Regions from separate parts of the Mus musculus genome. Here regions 1, 2, 4 and 5 are each linked to region 3. A link is a loop called in an ENCODE intact Hi-C map of the cell type or tissue named here. Cell type or tissue: heart. All regions are shown on one strand. Region 1 overlaps Akap7 (A kinase (PRKA) anchor protein 7). Region 2 holds the start of Akap7 (A kinase (PRKA) anchor protein 7). Region 3 holds the start of Epb41l2 (erythrocyte membrane protein band 4.1 like 2). Region 4 overlaps Epb41l2 (erythrocyte membrane protein band 4.1 like 2). Region 5 overlaps Epb41l2 (erythrocyte membrane protein band 4.1 like 2).

Region 1 (4,000 bases), 92 kb after region 3:
TAGTTAAGGTCTTGACGCAGTCGACCCTTGTGTGACAGCCAGCAGTCTTCTGATCTTTATGACCTTCAAGGGCAGAGAGAAGCAGAGATATTTCTTGCTTTATTTCAGCTTATCAATATACCAATCATAAGAAGAAACAAATGCTTTGATGCTTCTCAAGGAAGACAAACCAAAGGTGTGCCCCGGAGTGAGAGTAGTTGGGCAGAATCTCACCCTGTGTGATGGATTGGTCCATAGCAACAGTTGTCCTACTTTATCAATTGTCAGGGTTCTCTAAGGACAGAACAGGTCGGGTATGAGCACACAAATTCCCGTTCTCTATCCATCCAAGTAGAAATAGCTGCCTATGTAGAGATTCATTCACAGAACTGGCTCACATGGTTGTGAGTGTTGGTAAGTCTGAAATCTATTGGGAAGACTGGAAGGCTGGGGAGCCAGAAGAGTTTGTGCTATGGGCTCAATCCAAAGGCAGTCTGGGAATAGAATTCCTTTGGCCCCAAGTCTTTTCTCCAAGGGTTTCAGCTGATTTCATGAAACCTGCCCACATCTGGAGGAGCAGAGCTGTCAACTTCTAAGAGATGGTGTGATGCAAGGTGTGTCTTCTGTCTGGGCGTCTAACTAGAAAATGGATGGCATTTTCTGGAGAGACAGTTTTTAATGTGAATGATTTTTTAAGTACCCCTAGTCTAACTTTGTTTTTTCATCTCATATTGTATAGTATGTTAGCTATTTGGATTAGTTCCTAGTCCATATTCATTTTAATTCTTCAAAGTTTAGGATCTTGGACTGGTGAGATGGCTCAGTGGTTAAGAGCACTGACTGCTCTTCCAAAGTTCCTGAGTTCAATTCTCAGCACCTACATGGTGGCTCACAACAATCTATAATGGGATCTGATGCCCTCTTCTGGTGTGTTTGAAAATAGCGACAGTGTACTTATATGCATTAAATATATAAATCTTAAAAAAAAAGAATAGGGTTTAGTCAATAGATTGGATGTTGAATATATCCAACAGACATTTTTAAAATCATGAACTGGTTTTGGTAGCTATTATATGAGGTCCTTTTGAGTCTTCACAGTGTAGAAGGAAGAAGTAGAAATATTTTAGGATAAAGCAGCTGTTAATTGATAAGATAGTTGTCCTAGCTTAATTTGAATATCAGCTGTCCTGAACTCAGTTTCAGAGTTCTGTTTTGTTATGCATATACTCTTTTTTTAAAAATTAAAAACCTTTACTTAAGTTAAAGAATAAACTTAAGTATATAGAAGTCTTTCACAAAGCACTCTTGAGAACCCATGTTTAGAAGGATCTAATAGCAGTGCTTCCTAAGGCACCCACTGGATCAATAGCGCCTCATTAGGTAAATGCTTTGCTTTATTCAGCCAGATAACTGAATGCCAGCACTGTGTAGGCCGCCTGTTTCCTTTACCAGGACTCTGCAGATTCATTGCTTCTGGGAGGTCTTAGTCTCTCTCTCATGGTTTGCCTTAGCTTGTGGTTTATAGTTCCATGGGACTGGATGTCTTGTGTTAATTCCTTCAGTCTACTGTATGTGTGTGAGTGCTCTGTGATCCCGTGCTTTGCCTCACAGAATTCAGCGAAGGGAAGGGCAGCGTTGGACTAGGAGTGTGTCTGTGTCCCATGGCTGCGAATGCAGTTAGGCACACCTGACTTCAGAGGTAGCCGTGGAGGCGCAGGGAGAAACGCTGGCATGTAAAAGCAGTTCTCCAGCATTACGTTATCTCTGCGGTGTGGCTGAAGTGCATGCATGGGTTCCTTCAGAGCTTGGGTGTGAAGATTTAGAAATATGAAAACACTACAGAAATCTGTATTTCGTGTATTTGACTGCCTTGATCCAGAGGCAGGTTTGTTAGACAGTTTGAAAAGCCTCTCCAAACCGCCTGCGTTCATTTCTTTTTTAAGCAATTGCTGCCCTCTAGTGAGAGTTTAATTTTTTCTCATGCTAAGCTACACCCACCAGAATTCTTTTTGAGCCGGAAGTGGAAGTGATTGACCCTAAGTTTAAGACTGTGCACAGTTTGCTCGTATCTGATTCGAAGTATAAAGAGCAATGAAGATTTGAAACACAAAGTGGCCATAAGTGAACACGGGCTAAACAGCTCTAACAAACTGTTAGCTCTGGTTGGCAGATATAGATAAACTTATACTTTATTTGAACCCAGTTTTAAGAAATCATATCACAAAGAGTGTTGTATTTTGAGAGAAAATGCCTATTTCAGTTTTAGTGGAATGCATTGCAAACAGTGAGTCCTGTTTTTCTTCTGTTTTGTTTTGAATCTAGGACTTGGGCTGGGGACATGGTTTGGTTGGTAAAGTGCTTGTCTGCTCTGTCAGACACAGCCTGGGTTTGAAACTGGGCATGGTGCGTGCCTGTCACCCTAACATCTGGGAAGTGGTAGCAGGGTGGCCACACGTTCAGAACCATCCTTCTGTACATGAGAACCTGCCTGAAACCCCACCCCTGGAAACAAAAAACAAACAGAAGGTTAGAACATTCCTCACAACCTAGCAAAGTTCTTGTGTGTGGTAGGTTGGTTTGGGATATATCATTAGTAAAAAATTAGTAAAAATGTAGTTTTAATTCTCTCTCTACCCTGGAGGGATAGATTGGATCTAGGACTGGAGACTGAATCTAGGTAGGCCCTCGCACACAGCCAGCAGGTGCTCCACAGCAGAGCTGTGCACACAGCACTTTCAGTTATTCCGGTAGTGTTTTCTTGGTTAGCAGTTTATTATTTGTTTATTTTGAGTTAAGGTCTTGTTGTAGTCTACTACTGTGGTCCAGCTTGGCCTCAAACTCAAATTTGCTGTCCTCCTGCCTCAGCCTCCAGAGTTCCATGTTTACAGGTGTGTACTACCACATCTGACTTAGAAGTTTCTTGATGAATAATGAAATACGATCTGCTTTTATGTCTTTAATAGTAATTATAACTAGGAAAAGACTTAAGTCACTTCTATAGTTGTCTAAAGATTAATATTGGTTTTTAAACATAGGTTAGATTTAAATGATATTTTGAACTTTGAAATAATTACTATAATATACAATTTATTTTCAAAAAATTGGATTTCTTTATTCCATATTTATTTTATTTTTCTATTTTGCTTTTTATGCCATGCTGAAACGTCATCTCTCACTAGCGGTACCGATGCACTTTTGGAATTGAAGCCATTCGTTGAGGAGATCCTTGAAGGGAAACACTTGGCTTTGCCCTTCCAAGGGATTGGCACTTTCCAAGGTCAGGTTGGCTTTGTGAAGCTGGCAGATGGAGACCATGTTAGCGCACTCCTGGAGATAGCAGGTAAGACGGACAGTGTTGCACTCAGGAAACCCCATGTGTGTTTTTGCCAGTGGCTGTCATGGAGATCTGGTGTCTTCTAATTTGGAGAATCAGTATAACCTCACTGCACATGAACCGCTTTGGTGTTTGTTGTGTGAGCAGTGGCTAAAAGCCTGGGAGGTCCTCTTGAGGAGACTCTTGATTCTGGAGCTTTCTAGGGAAATACTAGACTGGATTCAAGTATGAACTGTAAGTCCTTTGCTTATGAGATTTTACATATGATCAGCCCTTGGTAAGCATCGAGAGAATGAGAGACAATCACCATTGCTACTCAGAGGCCTGTGGGAACTGTCACCTCTATTACAGAGAGCCAATCAATGAAGATTAGTCACGTTTTCATTTGTACAGCCCCCTCCTTCCCTTTGGCTAGTTTTTTGCTGAGGAGAATGTCTACTTAGGAGAGTCTGAGGCCCCACATTCATTATAGGCCACTTATAACAAACACACTCAATTGCGACAAAGTGGGGGTTGGATGGGTGGGTGAGCTTTGGGTTTGACTGGGAGATAGTAGGTTAGTGTTAGGCTGCACACTGCACTCAGTGCTGTGTGGCGCTGTCTTGTGCCATCGCGAATGCTCACTCCTCTTTGGTCTGAAACACTGTCAGTGTTTGGTATATGTGTGGTTTGCTTTTCTCTTTTGAC
Region 2 (4,000 bases), 64 kb after region 3:
GGATCTGTGAGCCTCTATGAACCAACCCTGCTTAGTTGATTCTGTGGGTCATGTTCTCCTGGTGTCCTCCACCTCACTGGCAGAATCCTCCAATTCTTTCTTCCCCTTTTCCTCAGGGCTCCCCAAACTCTGAGGGGGAGAGACTGGAAGGAGACTTCCAAGTAGAGAGCTTTCAGCTCAAGTTTGGTGTGGGTCTCTGCATCAGCTCCCATCAGCTGCCAAAGGCAGCCTCTCTGATGACGATTGGGCTAGGCACTGATCTATGAGTACAGCGGAATATCATTAGGAACCATTTGCGATTTTCTTTTTCTTATCAAAGGTCTCTGGGCTGTCCAGCCTCTGGTTCCTGGTCATGCTGTAGTATCAAGCATGGGCTTCCTTTTGTGGCGTGAGCTTCAGACTAGAGCAGTCACTGGTTGGCCACTCTCCCAAGATCTTTGCCTCCTTTGCCCCAGCACATTATTTCAGACAGGGTAGATTGTAGGTGAAAGGTTTGGGGGCTGGGTTGGTGTTCTGGTTCCTCCACTGAAGTTATATCCCAAGGCTAAGGATTACACCACAGATGTGTGGTTAAAATAGAAACACAGCGCTTTGGTTTTGTTTTGTTTTTAAAAGGAGGGAAATCCAGGAGTGGGCTCTTGAGCTGAAGGAAGACACCTCGCCCCCAAGCATCAGACCACACATGAGGTGCAGAACCCACGTCTCCCAGGTCTGTAGCGTCCTTTGTGAAGCCCGAGGAGGGGGGAGTGGGGGTAGTGCTCTACTCTTTGCAAACTGGCTGTCAACCTTGCTGTGTCAGTGCACTGCTCCTACTCCCCAGTTACATAAATACACCTTTAAAACAGAGTGGGGAGTAATCCTTACAAAGAGAAATGTATAGTCTACTTCCAGCAGGAAAAGGGAGGGCAAAGAGTTGTTTCTCTGTCTACTGCGTAAAGTAATCCTTATGCTTAAACGTCTTATCTGTACCCTGTCCAGTCCAGCTAGCATCGGCTGGCCTTTGAGGATCCTCTTGCCGCAAGCTCCCTTACTTATTTTTCGTTCTTTCTCTGTGATTAGATAGCCTGCTCCTTTAAAAAGACCGTTTTCCGTGAAGATCCACAAAAAGGGGCTAAGCAGGGAATTCTTCAAAGTTCCCTACCAGCTTTAAGGGCTACAGCTGTGGAGAAGAGACACACCACCATATTTTCTTAAATTAAAATTACATTCCCCAACAAACCAGCAGTAATACCACCATTTGCCCCCAGCCCGGAAAAAAACAGTAGCATTCTTTTCTACAAGACATATTCATATTTTAACTATTAAAAAAAATAGTTTTCTCTTATTTTATTCAGATACTGAGGAGCCTTGCCTGCAAAAAATTTGTAGATGATTTCATTTAACAATTCCAACTTTTAGCTCTTAAACTGCTGTTGAAAATGCTACTTTTGGGGGGGGGGTAATGGCAAGTAAATAAAAGCATCTCATTATAGCGACGTTCAAGGTCTCGCTATTGTATTGTACATTTTGCTCAGCCCGCCTATTTTGCAATCAGATCTGTGTTTCCAAAGCTCCACGCTAAAGCAAACACACGGGTTCTCAAGGGACAGCGGGCCAAGGAATGCTCTCTGGATCCCTGGCTCGCCCCTCCGAGCGTGGGACGGGAAGGGCCGCGCCGCAGGAAATAACCGAGGGCGGCCAGAGGTCGGAGCCCGAGCCCAGCACGGCCCCGGGGACCGCCCCGATCCGGGTATCCACGCCTCGCCGGGCCGGCCCCTTCCGGCTCCTCCTGAAGCGGCGGGTGCCGGGGATGCTGCGACTCGCGGGGCGTTGCGCCTCCGCAGGCCTGGCCGCCGCGGCCCGCGCCCCCGCCGTCCCGCGCGCCCCGGGCCCGCGCCTCCGTCTCTGCGCCGCGACCATGGAGCGCCCCGCCGTGGGTGAGAGCGCTCCGCCCTGCGCGCCCCGGGGCGGCCTCTGCCGTGGGGCGTGCTCGCCCGCCCCGCTCCGCCTCCCAGGCCGCCCGCAGCCCCACGCCCCTCGCGATCGACCCTCCCCCTACACCCTGGGCATCCCGGTCCAGCCCGGTAGTCCGGGCAGTTTGGTTGCATCCGTGGGTCTCCGTGCACCACTCCACTCCTCGAACCGAAAGGGGTGTACACACAAGTTGTTGTTTCTCTTACCTCTTCCTATCTTGTGACCCATGACCCAGAGTTTTGCAGCACATCCTTTCCTACTGTGTTGGGGAGGTTAACAAAATCAAGGGGGGAAAAAAAAAACTCCGTTTTATTTACCTAATTATTTTTTAAAATGGCAAATAGAAGCCTCTGAACACTGTCTTGTCTCATTTAGGGTTTTACTCGAGGCTTGGCAAGGCACACTTTAAAACGGGCGCCAATCTGCTGGCGCCCAGGATGTACTTCAGCTTGGGTCAACTTTCGTTGTATGCTGAACCTGGGTAGGAATTAGAGGTTGGACTCGGAGGGAAAGGGACTGGGAAGTAAGGGGAAAAAGGTGTTCTACAAGAACACCTACATGTATACAAAGCGTAAGAATATTAAAATAGGCAGTCCAAGCATGCTATGTAAATACTTTATATGTATGTAAATATAAATCAGGTGAATAATGTACATGCGTTTATAAATTTCATGTGAATGCAATTACTCGTATCACGTGAGGAGATGCCCAGAGTGTCCCTGCTTGAGATGTTTTTATAAGGTTACAGGAGTGTGGGTAATAGGCAGAAGGGAATAGGGTAATAGTTGGAAAGAGAGGACTCTTCTCACCTTTTTACACCGTGTGGCTTTGCAGTTTGGGATGCTGTTAGCGCATCGTTTCCCTATAGTGACAAAGCTTATGGCACTTGTCCAGTTTACTGGGTCCTTCCATTCATGTAGTGTCGATTTGTCAATTTCTCCTTAATAATTTGGATTGCTCCCTCTTCATGAGGCGCAAATGGAAGCACACTGGGTAAGTGGCCTGGTTGGCATGAAGTTTAAACATTTCTGGAGACCTACTCTGCTGTTTTACGTAGCTAGTCGAAGTAGATAGACCGTAATGAATGACAGGCCCATTCCATAGCTGTTTACAGTGCTGGGGAACCAGAAGAGAGTCTTGCCCAATGAAGGTGTGTTTTGTTGTTCAGATAGGAAACTTACTTTGTAGGACTTGGGCAGTCTGTCTGTCTGTCTGTCTGTCTTTTTTGTTTTCTGTTTGCTTGGCTTTGGTAGTGTTTGCTGAAGTGTCCCTGTGATCTGAGGATTTGAATGCATTTACTTTCTTGGCTTGAGAAGATTCTTTACATACATTCATGGTTTTTCTTACAAAAGCAATATTCACTTTAGAAACAACCTAGTACAGTGGTTGGAAAGTATTTGGCATTCAGAAACACTTCAGCTTTTATTCTTCCTTTCCTACCCGTACGTCTTGGGAACATGCAGTTTTCTAGCTACTTTTTGACTTATGCTTGTTTTTGTAACACTGGGGATAAAGCCTAGGGCTTTGTGTATGCTAAGTCAGCATGACCTTGACTGCGTATCTGCTTGTTAGAGAGTCGCCTTTCCCCCTGTTGTTAGACTCCTCATACCGGTGGTTTTCAGTCACCAGAATGATCATGCACTGTTTAGTTGTTTCTCTGTTAGACATTTAAATTAGTTCCCCTTTTCTCTTTGCTTCAAGCAAGGTTGCGAGGAGGCCTGTTTGAGTGTATGTGAGAGGAACCCAGATTTCAGTAAGACATTTAGGCCATCTTCCGTGCTTCTCACCTGTTGACCCATTGCTTCCTGCCTCAGTTTACAGTGCTGCCATCAGTATATGGTAAAGAGTGATTCTGGAAACTGTGGGTCATGTGACATGTTCACGTGATCCGAATGTTAGCTCCTGAATCTACTTTACTTGTGGGCAGGTTCCTAAGTCGGTGCCTGGTGTAATACTAGTCTTCCCTATAACAGAGTTGTTAAGGTTTAAATGAGTTACTTAGCAAAGTGCGCGTGCCTGGCATAAAGTACCCATTACAATGTTGGCT
Region 3 (4,000 bases):
ACAACTAAATGCTAAGGGGAACTACACAGAACTGCTAGTTATGGAGAAAATTTACCAATAACTATTTTAGTTGAGGGCTGCCTTCTCGTCGTGACTATTTTTAGTTGAAAGTATGTGGTTGGGTAAGCCCATGTGGATATGGTTCTGATTTTTTTAATGTCTATTTTTTACATTCTGGTCACTGGCTAGGTTTTCTAAACTCGATTCTTTAGAACTGGTAATTTGAAAGAAGTAAACCCCAAGAACATTACATTAAAAAGCAGAAGATGCCAGGCTCACCAACTCAGGTCAGCTGAGTCCTCACAAACCTAAACACGGTCCCTCTCGCCCAGACTCACACGTTACATGAAATGCACACAAACAAAATGTCCTAAAGCCGTGTCTCCAGGTATAGCAAACTTCCGAGGTCCCTTATTTTTCTGTCTGCAGTTATTTTGGGGTGGGGGTGGGCATCCGTTCCTGGAAAGCTCCAAATGGGCTTCTTTCTAATTGGACCTAAGAATTCGGATTTTAAAGATCCATAATCAGTTACCGTAAAACATCCCACAGCAGCTTACATTTCTTACACAGAAACGTATCACTGAAAATCTATTGCACGGCGTTAAATAACAGCTGAGCTTTGGATTCCTTTTAACAGTCTCCCTCTCATTAGACTTCAAGAGAGCTGATGGCTCAATCCAGCCACACTTTTTTTTTTTCTTGCACACAGTGTCCTACTTCTACTAGAGGTAAATGAGTGAAGAACTGTTAGGACTAGATCCTTCTTACAGGGGATTGTTTTAAAGGAGAGGGGACCGTCCTCTCCTGTTAATGAGCAGCCTCTTGTTCTCAATAGGCAGTTTGCAAGCAAGACCACTGCTGACTTCAATGGGAATTCTGCCTCAGAAGTGGAGAACACAGAATAGGATTAAACTGGGCAAACTTCACACCACTACTTCAACTCCTCCAGCTCTCCAAAGGGTACAAAGACCTCTGAGGTTTGATGGTGGCTCTCAAACCAAATTATTGAAATGATCGCCCTAGCCCTAACAGGTGACATAGCCTTTCTCTCTCTCAAAGTTATGTCAAACTAGCAACCTGAGGGGGCTGCTGGTGCCTACCAAGATCCAGGATAACATTGCAAGGCAGCCCACCAGGGGCTGCAAGACAAACCAGATTTCTCACAGCAGGAGCCTGCAAACAAACTGAATAGCACAGGAAAACCTGTACAAGCACTGCAACTTCTAAACTTCATCTCCCACAGCCAAGAAACGGATCGAGTTTTCCTCAAATCCACGGGAATGTCTGACAGGGTAGACTAAAATGTTGCTAATGCAGCGTGATAAGGCAATGAAGAATACAGAGATAATGAACTCCCAGAAAGAAAGAAAGAAAGAAAGAAAGAAAGAAAGAAAGAAAGAAAGAAAGAAAGAAAGAAAGAGAGAGAGAGAGAGAGAGAGAGAGAGAAGAAAAGAAAAGAAAAGAAGAAAGACAGACAGGAAGGACTGAAGAAAAATGAGTGGAGAAAACTGAGACCGTTTTTGTTTTGTTTTGTAGCTAATCACAGAAACAAGAACATACTGCCCTGCACACCCCACATTTCACATGCAACAAAGTTCAAGAAACAGAGAGAATCTTGATTCCCAAAGGAGGAAATGTAAGTACAACTCCCCTAGATGCCACCGTGCCTACCACTCTCCCAGGAACCTTAAAAATCAGGGACAGCTGTTCAGGTGACAGATTTTCTGAAGGGCTTCCTCATTTTGTAAGGAAGCTCCACGGAGACCACTCCCCAAAATAAGACACCGGGGGAAGAGGGCGCTCTTCTAACTTCACCCCAAATAAATAAATAAAACTTGGCCCCGCCTGAGGCTGGCGTCTGGGGACATTTAATGACTAACGTCCACCGCAGACGTCTGGGGTTGAGGATGGGGGATCCCGAGATGCCAACCTCAACGCCACCGACTCGGTTATTTCCTCCTCGTAGCCCCTGACCTGCAGCTCACCTAAACTGCTCCCACCCCTCAGCTGCCAGCGCCGAGAAAAAGAAGCCATCGGGGGCGGATGGCCTGGTGTCCGAGCTGGAAGGCTCGCCGCAGAAAACGTGCGAGGGTGTCTGTCCTCAGCTCCAGACCGCACAGTGGGCGGCGGGGACAGAGGGTCGCCCGCGTTGGCCCGACCTGCGGCGCGCGTGGGGCTGGGTGGCTGGCGGGGCGCGCTCCCTCCCCGACTCCCGCAGAGCCCACGCGCGCCGCGGGCCCGCGTCTGGCGACCCTCGGGAGAGAGGGCGCGGCGAGCCCCCGGCACCCAGGATGGAGCCGCACGCCTCGGCAGGGCCGGGGCGCGAGAGCCCGGGGACGCCGCCGCGGTCCCCGCCCGGGAAGGAGAGAGACGGGCCCGCGGCCGCCCCCTCCCCCGCCCGGGATGGCCGTCCGGGCTTCCTGCCGGGGTCCGCTTCCCGCCTGCAGCGTGTCAGGACCCCGCCCGCCACTCCGCAGCCCGCTCGCCTCCTTACCCGGACACCGCCCCTCTCGAGCTTGCTCGCCCCGGGAACGCGTCCCGTTCCAGCCTCGGACGCCGCCGGCCCTCCGCACCCGCCGCCTCCACCCTCCTCTGGGTTTCAAATTGAAATTCCCTGACTGGGGCCGTCAGAGAACTCTCCGCGCAAGCCCCGCCCCCTCCTGGCGGAAGCCCCGCCCTCGTCCCCCGCCCGGCACGCCCCGGGCGCGGAAACCCCCGCGGGCAGGCCACGCCCCACGGCCAAAGCCACGCCCCCGGCGCCTGCTGGCGTGGGAGGGGGGCCTTCCCGAGGGGTTCGCGCGGCTCTCGGGCCCAGTGCCCCGCCGCAGGGGTGCGTTTCGCCCTCGGAGCGACCCTGGAGATAATGACAGCCAGTGCACGTGTGCGAGGCGTTCTTTCTGAGTATCTTGGCCTTAAATGCCCTCTCAACTTCGAAAAGTTCTTTCTTCGGAGTGCTTTCACTAACCAAACCTTCACTGGATGCCTTTTTCGTGGTAGACGGTAGAGCAGGTCCAGGAAACCGAATAAGGAAAGCCGGGTCCCCCCTCAGTCTGCAGTGAAAGAAGTGCTTTCACAGGATAGGCTTGAAAAGAATCCATTTATTCTTCCTGTGGGAGAGGCAGGAGAGATTGGGTAAACCCTGTGGAGGAGAGGCGCTTTGATGCTCAGCCTTACTAGTCAGGATATCTCCCGGCAGAGAATTGAGAACCTAGCTTGCAAAGTATAATGGGGATAAGGCAGTGACAAAAAATTAAAATAAAAAAATACACACACGTGATATGTATATATTATATATATGAATGATATAGATAGATAGATAGATAGTGGTAAGTTTTACACATTAGTACAATTAGACCTCAATCTCTTCTACTTATTTCATCTTTTCTGAGCATTGCATGTCAAGCTGTCAGAGTGGCAGCCCACTGCCTCCAGCATCTTCAACCCCACCCTGTGTTCTTCTAGTCATTTGCTTCCTCCCACCTCTAATAAAATCTTTAATGATTCACCTCTGCCAATTTCCTTCCTAAACATTGTAAAATTAGCAAGATCAAATTAACCATCAGTAGCAATGCCTTGCGTGTGGATACTTCCCAGGTAATGGCACACATGCAGGTGTTTTATCAGCTGGTTCCTCGCTATGAAAAGGGTACCTACATCAAAAAGAAAAGAGTTGGGGAAATAAATTACTTGCTAGAATCATCCTTGTAAATAATAAAATTATTGCTATAATAGCATTTGTTGTGTGTCAGGAACTTGAGTTGACTTAGTTGACTTCAGTCCCAGACGCTAAGAACACAAGGAGAGTTTGATAAGCTGTTTAATGAATACTGGAATCCTGATTACATACATTTCTAGCATAAAGAAGGCTTGGAATAATTGGTGTTGCTTTTCTGTTGCTATGAGGAAATGCCTGAAACAGATAACTTTGAAGAGATTTCCTCATGGCGCCATAGGCTTCTGTCCTTGGTCACCCAGTCCTTTACTTTGAATGGGTGGCAAG
Region 4 (4,000 bases), 74 kb before region 3:
TCACCTGAGTGCTGACTCATTCCTTGTTCACAACCCCTCACAGGAGAACGGAATTAACATCAAATATAATTAACCCCAGGGCTATCCACAACAGCACCCCTTAGTCACATGATCACTGAGCATGGCTACTGTTACAGGTGCATTCAAATACAGATGTACTACCACATATGATACAGAAATCAATTTGTCAATAACTATACCCCAGGGAAGAACTCGATGAACATCTGTGATGAACACCTTGGATCAAAGCACTTGGGAGGTAGACACAGGCATGTCTTTGTGAGTTTGAGGCCAGCCTGCTCTACACTGAGTTCCAGGCCAGCCAGAGCTACCACTGAGACCCTATCTTAAAAAACAGAAAGTTTGGGAGCTGGAGAGATGGCTCAGCAGTTAAGAGCACTGACTGCTCTTCCAGAGGTCCTGAGTTCAATTCCCAGCAACCACATGGTGGCTCACAACCATCTATAAAGGGATCTAATGCCCTCTTCTGGTGTGTCTGAAGACAATGACAGTGTACTCATATACATACAATAAATAAAAATATTAAAAAAACAAAACAAAGCAGAAAGCGTATCACAGTCCCAAGTATGTATTTCAAACCAACAGTCTCACTATCCTACATTTCAGTTTGAAAGCATAGTATGTGAAAAAAAAATGCTCATGTGCACACATGTATCTACTTGTATACTAGAGACAAAGAATAAATGTTCTGTGCACACATGTAGCTACTCGTATATTAGGAACAAACAATAAATGGTCATGTGCACACGGGTAGCTACTTGTGTACTAGGGGCCGAACGGGAGACTCTCCAAGAGAAACAGAATGTGAGAAGTGAGAGAGAGTGAGATGCAGTACAGGAGAAAGGAGTTCTCACGGAGCCCAAGTTCCATGAGATGAAGGACTTTCGCACTGCATGAGAATAGATTCCCACTCTGAGAGAGCAGCAGAGCCATCTTGCCGTGCCACACAGCTCCAACACAGAAACAGCATGGACACAGACAACTGCCAGGCTACTCCAACTCGGAAGCATGAAACTCATTTCCTAGCGCACGGAGTTTAATCCCTCTAATGCTCAAAGTAACTGATTTTTTCAAATCTATCTGAAATATTCTACAGATCAACCTCATCCCACACAGACTGCTTAAAAACCTATGTGCTTAAAACTTCCTTTACAGAAGTCTTTTCATGGGCCTTCAAGATGCCAGCAAGCCTGCACTACGCATTTGACCCTTGGACTCATGCGGTGAAAGAAATGTCTCTAAGCTCCCACCCACCCCTTGGCACGCTGCACACACCTTCTATGCACTTAGGTAAATGCACTTAGGTAAATGCACTTGCTTGTTCCTTTCCCCTCCCAACCTCAGGACAGAGCAGAAACATGTCCAACAGAACACTACCGTGCAGGGATGCAAACAGCCGCGGCTACTCTGTGCTGAGGGAAGGAAAACACTGCACGCACCACTTGTCTCAAAGTAGAGAGCTGTTTTGAAAGGGAAGAGAAGACAGACAGGGAAGGCCAGACAATCACATATAAATGCTCCTGGTCGCTTTCAGCGGCTTCCTCTTCAGGAAAGCAGCAGCCAGCCGGTCTCATAAGCACAGAGATGTCACACTTCCTGTCCACACCTCCTCGCCGGCCACATCTGCTACCATGTGCCCATAAAGAGGGACATTTTTGTGAGATGAGTAAAACTCCATGTCCCCAGTGCAATGTCATACATCCGGTGGCTTCCCAATAATACTTTTATGTTGTTCCTAGCATCTAGGGAACATTTATTAGATGCTCATCAAGTAATACTTTATGGAAAAGAAAAATATACTAACGGGTTTTCAGAGCAGGATCAAACCCATCATCTCTCATGATTTTTTTAAAAAAGATTTATTTATTTATTAATGTAAGTACACTGTAGCTGTCTTCAGACACACCAGAAGAGGGAGTCAGATCTCATTATGGATGGTTGTGAGCCACCATGTGGTTGCTGGGATTTGAACCCAGGACCTTCAGAAGAGCAGTCAGTGCTCTAACCACTGAGCTATCTCTCCAGCCCCCATCTCTCATGATTTTAACGGATACCATAAAATGTACTTTTTATGAGCTCACTGCAGCTACCCTCTTCATAGTATGCTCATCCAACTGGAACACTTGGTATCCACTTCTCGGTATCAAGTGGTAATCAATAACCAGTTACCTATTTCTGTGTAAATAAACTTACTCCTATGGCAACAAAATAACAACTCTGTTTCTAGAGGCTCTTCCCAAATAAGCTACAGACAAATCCACCAAGGTTAACTGCATGGGATAAACACACAGGCTGCAGACGCTGCATTTTAATAGGTCATAAGACAAAAGCTTGTCAAAGTCAATCAATGCCCCAGACTATGACAAGTCCACCAAGCTGGGGCCTGCTTTCAAATCCTCTTCTGTGTAAGCCCAGGAATGCTGCAATGTAAACACACCGGCTGGGGGAGGGGGACTCCCTCATTACAGCAGGGCAATCCCTGTGGTGTTAACAGAACCACAGAGATCACCAGTCAGTCACCGCATACCACTTTCTATTGTTAGGGAGTAGCAATAGAACCAGTTGGAGTTTCTCTTCATTTTTAAAGAGTCCTAGATGAGTAAATTATATAAAGATAAAACAAAACTTACTTAATCCCATATAAATGTCAGAATCTAAGCAAATGAGTGAATTTCCTCAGTAAGGCAAAATTAGGTATTTAGAAACAAAAGACAGAGAACAACATTATGAAAACAGCATACAGTTCTTGACGACAGAAACTGTAGATGCTGAAGCTGTGGGAATTCCCATCTCTAAGAGCTAAAGAACAATTCCCTTTCGTCAGATCCTATAGGGAAATTCTATAAATTAGTACTACACTGAGATTTTCACCCTTAATGTGGGGGGAAAAACCCAACAACTATGCAGCAGGCCACGGCCTTCACAGTGCATTAAAAAAGACTTGAACCTCATGCGGTTCCTCAGGCAGGAGGTGTGAGCCAAGGGTAAGGCAGGAGGACAGGGGGATGACATAAACCAGCCTCACCGTGACTCACCGCTGCATCTGAAACAGCTACTTGTGTTAGATAACCCACACAACTCAGCATTTGCCTAGAAAAATGCAAATAACTAAACAAAACTTGGGCCACTAAAATACACATATGCATGCATGCAGTCACACACACACACACACACACACACACACACACACACACACACATTTTTAAAAGGGCTTACAGCAAATTTAGCACAACATTCTATTCCCAGAGTATGCACAACCACATCTCACCTTCTCGGCACAGTGTCTCACCTTCTCGGCACAGTGTCTCACCTTCTCGGCACAGTGTCTCACCTACTCGGCACAGTGTCTCACCTACTCGGCACAGTGTTTGTCGTACTCTACATTTTCAACCTGGACTTTAATCACACGGTCAACAACAAACTTCCTTTCCCAAGTAGAAACAAGTAAGCAAGTACCATAACCCAACCGCTCCAACAGAACTCTCCTGCTCATACACGCGAGCAAGCAGCATCCAAGCACAGCCAGCCAGCTCTCCTGCTTCCTGCCATTGGAAGCCTGGAAAGCCGATGGAAATCCAGTTCCCGAGCTTAGTGAGTGGCCCCACCCAAGTGGACCCTGCGGGATGGAGAAGGCATGCTCCCTAGAAAAGCTCAGCTTGCTTCCAAGTCACTTCATTCCTCAGCTGGAAAAGTCAAGTGGCCCAACGCACTTCCTGCTGCCTCTCCTATGCAGTTAACTCCATGAAGACTGCCGCGGTGATAAAACTGCAGTTCTGTAACTGCAATTTCCATGATTCAACCATTACTAAGAATGCCTTTCTCATTTAGTTGGGTTTTTTACATTTTATTTATTTACTTAGAGGAGAGAGGGGAAGAGGGGAGAGACAGAGAGACAGAGAGATGGAGAGACAAAAAACAACTTCTGCAAGTCAGCCCTTCTCTCACATGAATCCGGAAATCAGCTCAGGTCATCAGGCCT
Region 5 (4,000 bases), 130 kb before region 3:
AATGTGGCCACTTCAGAGTCACCCTGCTCTGATGTCCCACCCATGGAAAGCAGCTCGAAGCTATCGAGTGTGGTCTGATCAGCCTCCCCAAAAGGGTCTTCCTCTGAAATGTCTGACAGCAAGTCCACTTCAAGGACTGGCAGGAGGTAAGGAGGAAAAGATGAAGTACAGCAAATGAGAGGTGACAGGGGGCACATGCAAGTGGTCTATTTAAACAACCCATGGTTGGTGATGAATCCCACAATGGTTATTTTCAAAGAAACAAGAAGGAAACAGAAGAAAAGAAGAAACATTAGTGAAAGCTTCACGCCCAAGCAAGTTTCATAAAAAACAGTCATTAAAAACTTAACTGAATAATCCACTTTTAAGGAGAGAAACTGGACTCCTTTTATCACATAAAATTTACACATATTAATGACTATGAGGTTTTAGCTAACATTACTCAAACCTAGCTGCTGACACATGTATCTAAAAATGCTAGAAAAATGCTCATAGAACTAGTCATTTGCTAAAGATAAGAAAGATTTCATTTAGAACTTAATACAATATTTGTCTAGATTTTTTTCATAATTACATATATAAACTGAAGACAAACTGAACAGAAATCCTGAACTTTCTCTTCAGTAGCTGTTTGTTCAGATACTCTGTAAGCATGACTGAAAAGATTCTGACCACTTAGCACTTGAAGGATATCATGTAGAACACAAGCTGTGTTGCTTTTTAATAAATGGTATTTAGCCAGATACTTTTCAACACGACAATCACAAATTGTTTAACAAAAGGATGCAAATGATTCGTATCCCCTGCTGTTTGATACACTGTCCTGTGGCATGTGTCTGTGGTGGCCACAGAGGCTGTCAGTGCTTGCAAGAATTCCTACAGTATCAGCAGATGCTTCAGCAGTTAATAGTTCCTTTACACGTTCATTCTGCATGTCACTACAGTTTTCAAAGCCAGAGCTAAAAAGGCACAGTGTATCAAAAGGATGATCCAGGCTGTGTGTGTGTGTGTGTGTGTGTGTGAGGGGGAGAGGGAGAGGGAGAGGAAGTGTGTGTGTGGGAGAGAGAGAGAGAGAGAGAGAGAGAGAGAGAGAGAGAGAGAGAGAGAGAGAGACTCTGTGTGTATGTGTGTGTGTGTGAGAGAGAGGGGGGGGGAGTGTGTGTGTGTTTGTGTGTGTGATCTACTTCCAATGTTACATATAAAATAATGCTTTGTGCAAGCATGGAAATGATTTGTGAGGAGCTCAAAAGTTCTTTAGTCAAGTGACTGGTAACCACTTGAAATGACTTTAGTAACAAAATAACAAAACTGACAGACTAAGGAATGCCTCAGTTCATTAGCTATAGTGTAAGCACAAACAAGGCAGAGACAGCATATAATCCTGCACTTATTCACAGCTTTGTATTATTAGTGGATTCATTTTAAAAAATTAAATTAATGTAATAAAAGACAGGGATTACCTTTAAAATTGACTAGTAATAAAATACGCAATTTCAAACCACATGGCTTTTATCATTGTTAAGTCAACTGATAATAAACTAAGAAAACAGGAAATGCCAGTACATTGCTTTCTTATTTTTGTATAATCTACTCTGTTCTTGCATTAGTATAATTTACACGGAAACAAATATTTTACTCTGAAAAATAATAAAAACAAGGTTAGAAATCACAGTGCAAAGTAGCAGCCTCCATTTGAAACATAGAAGATTGTAAGCGTAGGTTACACAACAACAAGAAATTCTGACGTCTTAACTACTAAAGGCAGCAGAGAGTCTCTGATCTGAGCATCCTACACAGCAGCACAAGTGCTAATAGGCCATACCTTTCCCTCAGCGGGCAGGGGTGTAGCTTTTGTTGGGCTTTTGCTGTCCCTCCGGCCATCCTGGATGGTAGTATAGCTGATAACTCCAGGGCCAGGCACTGAGCCCTCTCCAGGAGGGCTTTGGTCCACAACACCAATCGGGGCTAATCAGAAGAGAAGTTGAAATACATTAGACCAGTGAATGTAAAGCTTTGAAGAACAGAACCCCTTAACCAAATGTAGCTAGACCATAGTGTTTGAACTTTGGATATATCAATATGTAATATAAACTTATTTTTAAACTAATACAAAACTCTACTAATAGTCTGAGTTTTTAAAAATCCATCCAGTAAATCAGATTTTTGAGCATGTGGCTCACCAGGTACTTGGCCAGTAGGAGGAGCTCTCGGCCCAACTGCAGAATTACAATGTCACCAATACTCTCTCTCATAGTCAGGCAGAACCAACTGTGTGCTGCTGTCCTTTCTCTCACAGTAAGGTAGAACCTACTGTGTGCTGCTGTTCTCTCTCTCAGTGAAGCAGAACCTACTGTGTGCTGCTGTCCTCTCTCTCAGTGAAGCAGAACCTACTGTGTGTTGCTGTCCTCTCTCTCTCAGTGAGACAGAACCTACTGTATGTTGCTGTCCTCTCTCTCTCAGTGAGACAGAACCTACTGTGTGCTGCTGTCCTCTCTCTCACATTGTAGCAGAACCTACTGTGTGCTGCTGTCCTCTCTCTCTCTCAGTGAGGCAGAACCTACTGTACTAGTGTTTTTGTCATAGTGTTGGATCACCTCAAGAGTCAGCAAGCCAAGTGACAAGTCTCTCTACCAGAGACTCCTCCTGAACAATGAAATACCCCTCAGGTCTTTTCCTCCTTATAAAAAGTGCTTTACTTTTTACACCCCGTGGTCTGCTTTTTTCCATGCACCAAGAAAAATTCCAATAAACAAAAAACCCAGAGGGCCGGAAACTGTTAAAGGATGGTGTGTGTAAGCCATCAGTTCAACAAGGGGTCTACCCTTTCAATCTTTGTTCTACACAGTACCAAACACTCCACACCCCTCGCCTGTCCCGCCACGACCTGCCCCTTTCCTAGCCCTGCTTTTGCATCAAATGATACTTCTTCTTAGACCCATTTGCTTTAGTCAGGAACCTCAAATTCTAGAACATCACCCTTTAATACTAGCAAGTCAAACAGGGCCCTTGAATGTATTTTCAAAATCCACACAAATTGTTACAACATTAAAATGAGTTCACATCTTACATTATACCTATTTATTTCCTAAAGCTGGTTTTTGCTTGTTTTTGCTAAGGTTTTACTAATTTTCCAGTGTAGAAGCATATAATTATGCATACCTCTTTGACTTATTATACAATTTTAAGCACTTGCTGCCATCACAAATTATGACAAAATGAAAAATCTGACCAAAAGATAGTTTCAACTATACTAATACTGAAATATGAGTCAATATAAAATTAAAAATTACAAAGCCAAGTTGACAATATGTTGATGGCACACATTTAAACACTCGCCCATTCTATTGTGTGGTAACCAAGTGATCTGCTCCAACCTAAGGTGAAGACCACAGCAGACACTGTTATGTGACCACTGCATGCAGTCTGTGGGCTTCCTGACTCAATCTTCTCTCACCATTCTCCGGGACCAGTTGATTCTTCAAAACTAACACTGCGCTCTGCACGGTAGGACCAACACACTAAGGATCCCTCCAAGGCTTCCTACAGAATGGAGCCAGCAAGCCTAGCTAGCAGCAGCAGGCTCGCCTACAAGGCCTGAGTGTGCTGTCTTTTTTCTGGTCTCTCACTTCCGAGCCGCTTTGCACCTTCCACTACCTGGGATGACCTATGTTCTCCTCTCTTGTCATGGCTGTCTCTCTTTCATCCTTCTAGGCATCTGAGAAGGCTTCCTTCCCTGAGGACTCTACTTACGCAGCCCAGCACCCCGTCTATTGATAACTCAGATTCAGAAAACACATGAAGATTGCTGTTGTTCCTAACCTCAGAGGAGGCTCCCTGCTTTACGACAGCTGCTCTGGGTGATCTTTACTTTTAAGTCTTCTGATGTCACCTTCAACTCTGCCTGTGATGCAATCACTAAAGGAAGATTATTCAACTATCTATATTGTTCAAACCTTCAAACACAACACACATCAGCAACACTGATGGAACCCTGATAAAA

The links. Peaks named below come from ENCODE experiments on the same cell type or tissue, not always from the same donor. Only the 100,000 strongest peaks of a DNase experiment are listed, where the experiment ranks them.
Region 1: it touches region 3 in a loop (3-fold over the local background); 3 of 42 quality-filtered maps call a loop at or near these places.
Region 2: it touches region 3 in a loop (9-fold over the local background); 20 of 42 quality-filtered maps call a loop at or near these places.
Region 4: a loop joins it to region 3, with 3 times the contacts of the local background. A loop is called at or near these places in 8 of 42 quality-filtered maps.
Region 5: a loop joins it to region 3, with 3 times the contacts of the local background. A loop is called at or near these places in 10 of 42 quality-filtered maps.

Annotation. Positions count from the first base shown.
Region 1 is chr10:25,266,627-25,270,626 of GRCm38, reverse strand. Akap7 (A kinase (PRKA) anchor protein 7) reads left to right here. Exons shown (of 8, transcript NM_001379238.1): 5 at 3,159-3,319. Among named protein-coding and RNA genes, the nearest start is that of Gm25016, 2.5 kb to the right of the region's middle. In heart, CTCF peaks have their summits at 914 (motif pointing left) and 1,960 (motif pointing left); no DNase peak of the experiment used is centred here.
Region 2 is chr10:25,294,844-25,298,843 of GRCm38, reverse strand. It overlaps Akap7 (A kinase (PRKA) anchor protein 7), which reads left to right and starts at 1,765. Exons shown (of 8, transcript NM_001379238.1): 1 at 1,765-1,916. Gm40617 (predicted gene, 40617) reads right to left here and starts at 235. Exons shown (of 6, transcript NR_166644.1): 1 at 27-235. In heart, a CTCF peak has its summit at 1,677; DNase peaks (open chromatin) are centred at 503, 693, 1,673 and 1,993; H3K4me3 peaks cover 2,303 bases; H3K27ac peaks cover 2,458 bases.
Region 3 is chr10:25,358,476-25,362,475 of GRCm38, reverse strand. Epb41l2 (erythrocyte membrane protein band 4.1 like 2) reads right to left here and starts at 2,678. Exons shown (of 20, transcript NM_001199265.1): 1 at 2,495-2,678. In heart, a CTCF peak has its summit at 1,776; DNase peaks (open chromatin) are centred at 2,045 and 2,655; H3K4me3 peaks cover 3,481 bases; H3K27ac peaks cover 1,641 bases.
Region 4 is chr10:25,432,173-25,436,172 of GRCm38, reverse strand. The region is part of intron 1 of Epb41l2 (erythrocyte membrane protein band 4.1 like 2); the gene reads right to left. Among named protein-coding and RNA genes, the nearest start is that of Epb41l2, 74 kb to the right of the region's middle. In heart, no CTCF peak of the experiment used is centred here; DNase peaks (open chromatin) are centred at 1,622, 3,042 and 3,612; H3K4me3 peaks cover 1,790 bases; H3K27ac peaks cover 3,051 bases.
Region 5 is chr10:25,486,916-25,490,915 of GRCm38, reverse strand. Epb41l2 (erythrocyte membrane protein band 4.1 like 2) reads right to left here. Exons shown (of 20, transcript NM_001199265.1): 12 at 1,823-1,965. Among named protein-coding and RNA genes, the nearest start is that of Smlr1, 47 kb to the left of the region's middle. In heart, a CTCF peak has its summit at 2,176 (motif pointing right); a DNase peak (open chromatin) is centred at 2,235.